Regions from separate parts of the Mus musculus genome. Here region 2 is linked to region 1. The links are chromatin contacts, found by Hi-C or POLR2A ChIA-PET in ENCODE. All regions are on one chromosome and are shown on one strand. The core of a region is the stretch at or near the end of the contact, and the rest is flanking DNA. Distances in the headings are between cores, read along the strand shown. Region 1 holds the start of Zfp574 (zinc finger protein 574). Region 2 holds the start of Zfp526 (zinc finger protein 526).

Region 1 (2,700 bases), core at 36-2,535:
TAGCACACATCTCTGTCTCTCCAACTACACCCAAGATTGCTCGAATATTCCCTTTGGCCTACTTACCTGTATCTAAAACAAAACAATCCCTCCCCTCTAGCTCAACCTATTGAAACCCGTAAGAATAAATAAAGACCTCTGTCAATACTTTCCAAGCCCCACTTTCATGCGTTTATCGGTCTTCCTTGTCAGCATTACTCCGTTTTCCACACCTGATCCCTCCCTTCGCTCTAAAGATACCTCAAAAACCTCTTCTCTGCCTCAGCTCTTTCCAGGCAGAAATCGATTTTCCTCCCTGCGTTAATTACCTCCTTTCTCGGGCCAGCTCCCCACCCCGGCATCCATGAGTCCTCTAACCGTCCCCTTTCGATTCTGATCCCCATCCCAGCGCACCCACCCGTGGCCCCGATACCCCATGCAACCAGAGAGCCCTCCGGCGAGGCAGCTCTGGGACCTCCCCTTCCCGCCAAGGTCGGCCCCCGGCCTGCAGCCCGAGCCCTGCCCCTCCTCACTCAGCCCCGCACTCAACTCCAGTCCCCCATCCCACCCGCCGTCCCGGCACAGCCCCCGCCCGGCCCGCGCGCCCAACGGCCGCTCCGCTCTCCGCACCCGGGACGCGATCCTTCAGGCCTTCATCGTGCAGGCCGAATGACGCAGGCAAGCCGCCGGGTGGGGCCGGACCTCTGCGCTCCGGCGGGGACTCACCCGCCTCGGCCGTCTCGCCGGCCCCAGGCCGGGCTACGGGCTTCAGGTCCCTTTGCACCGCCACTCTAGCGCCGCGTCCTCTCTAGCGCCCGTCGTCTCGCCTGCTCCGCAGCCTCGCTCTCACCCCAGGCCGCCCTCAACAACGCTCCTCCCACCTTCCGCCTGGGCCGCTGCGAAGAACTGCACAATTCGCCCAATCATCGGCTGTCTGCCCCTGTCATTAGACCAATCGATGCTCAGGTTTCCTGAAGCCTCGACCAATAGAGCGGAGGGGTGGGATCGCGCAGCGCCCAGCCAATCCTTTAGCAATGTTCCCTCGCTGGTCGGCCTCCAGGTGGATACTACCCGCCTCTTTAATCCTCCCTGGAGGTTCTTCCTCTTCCACCTCTTCTCGGATTCCGCCTTTGATAGCTCGAAAGGGGAGCGCTGAGCGGAGAGGGCGCGATGACGTCGGGAGGCGGGACGAAGCTGGAGGCGCCATCTTGGGGGCGCCTGACAAGCTAGGCGTAGGGGATTCGGGCAGTGTAGGCTGTAGAGACACGCAAAGCCCTGGAGGCCGGCGGGTTACAGTCAAGGATCCCTGAGGGCCAGTGGCAAAAAAAAAAAAAAAAAAAAAAAGAGACACCACTCGGCGTGAATGGGAGAGGAAACCAAGCAGCAGCAGTCACACAGGGCAAAAGGAACAAAACAAGGCTTAAGACTTTTTTTTCCTATTAAGAGGATGAACGGGGAAATCGAGGAAGAGTAGAATGGAAACAAGATGTCAGGAGAGGGAGTTTAGAGGAAGAGGTACGTGACAGGAAGTGAGAAATGGAAGGAGAAAGGAAAAGCCCCGTTAGTAAGGTCCCTTGGAAGAAGCTGAGGGTGTGGGGTGGAAGACCTGAAGAAGGAAGTTTATGGGATTTGTAGTGGATCGAGTCAGTTGTTCTTGTTTTTGTTTGAGGCATGGTCTGGCTTTGTGAACAGGCTGGCCTCACAGAGATCCGCCTGACTCGGCCTCTCCTGTTTTGAGCATTAAAGGTATCTTTCCAGGTGACTGCCCTTCCACACAGTTACAGTTAAGGACCCCTAGGCATGGGAAGAATTTCCTGGGAAAACATGAAGTTCCAGGCCAGCCAGGGAGATGGTTCAGCGCGTAAAGCCACATGCTAAGCCTGATCTGGAGTTTTGATTCTGGGATCCACAGGGTGAAAGGAGAGAACTGACTCTTGTAAGTTGTTCTCTGACTTCTGCATATACCAGAGTGTGCATACATGAACATACACACACACACCTGAATGTAATATGGTAGCGAGTGACTGAAGAGATCCAGTATCCATATTTGGACTCCACACAAGTACACCACAGTTTTCAGGAAGCTCCCTCTTGAAGCCAAGGTTAAGGGAGTTATCAGAGGTGCATCTGGTTGGTCAAACTGTCCCCCGTTTCCCCAACTGAAGCTCAGAAAAACTAGGAGGGGTTTGAACACAGAACCACAGGTAGGTCTGAGTCTCCAGTTGTCACCATGTGTGTGCCCTCCTTTGGATGTCTAGCTGGATGTCTTCTTACTGGACTCCCTAGCAAGTATACCTACATGTTCTAACTAGGCTGCTTATCCTGGCCCTGGTACTTCTTAGCTGTGACTTTGGGCAAAACAACTCCACTCTGTCTCAGGTTTAGTTTTTTTTGTTGTTGTTGTTGTTGTTTTGGTTTTTTTTAGTTCTTCGAGACAGGGTTTCTCTGTATAGCTCTGGCTGTCCTGGAATTCACTTTGTAAAACAGGCTGGCCTTGAACTCAGAAATCCACCTGCCTCTGCCTCCCGAGTGCTGGGATTAAAGGTGTGCGCCACCATACCCGGCTTTTGTTTTTGTTTTTATCTCTGAAAAGGGATGCTAGTCTTTGTCCCGGGTTTTCGAGACACTAAGTAAATACTGCTATATAGAAATTAATTTTTGTTGGGCAGTGGTGGCACACACCTTTCCAGCACTTGGCAGAAGCAGGTGGATTTCTGAGTT
Region 2 (2,700 bases), core at 23-2,522, 140 kb before region 1:
TCCAGTGCCAAGAAAGGTGCCCAGCACACAGTAAATACACAGACTCATTCAGTGACGAGTTAAGGCTCCCTATAGACGATGTCCTGGGACCTTAACCATCTCTGTGCACACTACATGTCTACCCATTTTATGCATTTCCATGATACATAGCCCAGTACAAGGCCCTGTTATTAGTTGATGACCAATAAACCATTTGCAGATAAATGACTTGCTAAATGCTCAGGAACCAAACTTTCCTTATCTACCAATTCCAAATACCCCATTAAGTGCGCTCTGTTTTGAAGCATCTCATCTTGTAACCCTGGCCTATCTGGAACTCACTATGTAGGGCAGACTGGCCTCAAACTCACAGAAATCTACCAGCTTCTCCCTCCCCAGTGCTGACATTGAAAGCGGGTGCCACTACACCTGCCTGGCTCCTCATTAAGTCCGAACCAGTCCATAAAGGATTTTCTTAGAAACAATCAAATGGGCTGGGGGTGGGGGAGGTTAGCATTCTGCCTTAGTTACAGCCTCACTGCCAAGACAGAACTCCCCTGGCTTGGATCAGAGCATGCTACATGGCTTGTAGCAGGTAAGGAGCGGATGCCCAAACTTTACAAAGTATGGATGAGCTCATACACAGAAAAACATGGTGCACAGGACCCAATCCTATGTGCTCTCTGAATTTCATCCAACTCAATCCTTCCAAAACTCACTTAACTTGCACACAATCCTAATAACACTGTCCTTCTAGAAAGTAGCACAGGTATCCCGAAATGGACACTTTTCCGCCTGCATTCTTTTCCCTCCCAGTCCTACACCGTGTCAGGGGGTAGGTGGAATTCAGCTAATACCTCTGTATACGGAAAGGAGATCTAAGCACCTACACCAGGGGCCTGAAAGTTCAACTTTCCCGCTACACTGCTTTTTTCCCTCCTACCAGATTCCTCTTCTCTGCAGCGTGAGAGCCCCCTGCAGGGGTGGGGTGTGCAAGCGAGCTCAAGCTGAGGCCAGCACAAGCAGGGGATCCAACGACGCCTCTAGGGCACACAGGAAGGAGCTGTCGATCATCCCGCGCTGCTCCAGCCCCAAGCGCAGGCCCCAAGGCTCTCCGACCCTGAGCGTACCCTTCCCTCTTCCTCCACTCTCTCCTTACACCCAGCGCTCTCTTCCCCGCCCGCCCTGCGGCGCCCTCACCCATCTCTCTTACCTCCAAGCAGCCCCTGCCGCTCTTGACACAGACCCTCCACTCCAGTAGTGTAGGACCCTTCACTATCCACGCCTCCCATTGGGCGGTGCTCTCAGGAGAGGCAGCCAATCAGAGCTGGTAGCGCAGGGCACGCGCCCTCGCGCCTGCGTGTTGGGAGTCAGGCGGGGCTCCGCGAGTTTCTCCACGCAGACACCAGTGCCCTGGAGGCGGTGTCCGGGACCAGGAGAGGCGCCTGCGCAGTTCTCCGGGGCCGCTCCTTTCCTGCTGTTTGAAAATTCAGCGGAGAAAAGTGTGCATCCTTATAGAGCGAGGTCGCACAAATGAACGTGGCGGTGCGAGACTTTGACAGGTGTTATCTCGTAGCAGAAGAGACTGAGCGTTTCTGACAGCGTAACTAAAAAGCCAGACACACTTGTACTTTTCCTGCGCCGCCTCAGTTTTTGCTTACGTGCAAAGTGGACTGGAATCGCATCTCCTGAAAGGTTGTTGAAGGCATTGAATTTTGTCATACACATAAAAATGTTCGGCTCGGGGCCTGATACACCGTAGTACTCACTATAGCCCACCCATCATAGAAGCTTTACCGTTTATAAATAGCTTTCCCCTTCCTCCCATTCTTTGTCTGATTCAATGATATTCACACAGAGAGCCCATACCGTGGACTCCACTGCCATCCGTTTCACAGGTGGAAAAGCTAAGGCCCAGAAAAGGGAAACAAACAGCCAGCATTGAGCCAGAGCCTCCCGCCCCTTAGGGAGACAATTCCGGGGGTGGAAACCAGTCCTAGAAGAGACCTGTCTTAGGCACGTGCTGGCCCTGACCTTGAGTCACCTAAGTGGGGGAGGAGGAGCGACCGTCACGCTCAAGGCCTCGTGTAGGGGACATGAAGACACCCTAGCCTCCACTTCTGTGACAGGATTGCTCTCATAGGTGCAGGTTAGGAGGGGCATCTGGGTGGCTCCAAGACTCAAGAGGGCTCAGAAGCGATTGTACAAAGGCTGTTCTAACCGTGGGTGTGGTGTCTATGATAGGAGGTGCTGATGGACGTCTTCGGAATGTGCTGCACACAGGGGGTGGCAAGGTCTATTGAGATTTGGGAAGAGGTATCATTCTGCTGCTTGCGACTGGAGAATTTATAAATTGGGGCTGGGGAGCTGTATGAGCAAGAATTTCCATGTAGGATCTGAGACAGCAGAGTTGAGTTGTAGGTTTCTGGTTGCCACCAGAATGGGGCATACTGTATTACAAGTCCTGATTATGAGCCTTGAGCGCTCCAGGGAGTCGGGACCCTCGTGACTGGTTTACTTTGCGCTGACAGCTGTTGGCACTGGTCATGTGGGTGTCTAGGACGTGATCAGGAGGAAGAGGTAGTCTGTGGGATGAGTAATTCCACCAGGTCGTGTCATAGGATTCAGGGGACACACACCGAGCCTGAAACCACCATCAAGAGCAAGACACAGCGAGGTTTTGCTCTTGCGCAAGCGCAGCAAGGGAGAGTCCGGACGCTT

Evidence for each region. A loop is a pair of places that touch in the nucleus more often than their neighbours do. ChIA-PET counts read pairs that join two places held with the same protein, here RNA polymerase II (POLR2A).
Region 2: a map of gastrocnemius shows a loop between it and region 1 (7-fold over the local background). The contact joins the promoter of Zfp526 here to the promoter of Zfp574 in region 1. A Hi-C loop is called at or near these places in 1 of 37 maps with a recorded cell type or tissue (gastrocnemius). POLR2A ChIA-PET finds 5 or more read pairs at or near these places in 4 of 5 experiments (Patski and embryonic stem cell).

The regions. Positions count from the first base shown.
Region 1 is chr7:25,075,392-25,078,091 of GRCm38, reverse strand. It overlaps Zfp574 (zinc finger protein 574), which reads right to left and starts at 1,285. Exons shown (of 2, transcript NM_175477.5): 1 at 610-1,285. It also overlaps a transcript of Grik5 not described here.
Region 2 is chr7:25,219,997-25,222,696 of GRCm38, reverse strand. Zfp526 (zinc finger protein 526) reads right to left here and starts at 1,272. Exons shown (of 3, transcript NM_175436.5): 1 at 1,193-1,272. It also overlaps a transcript of Dedd2 not described here.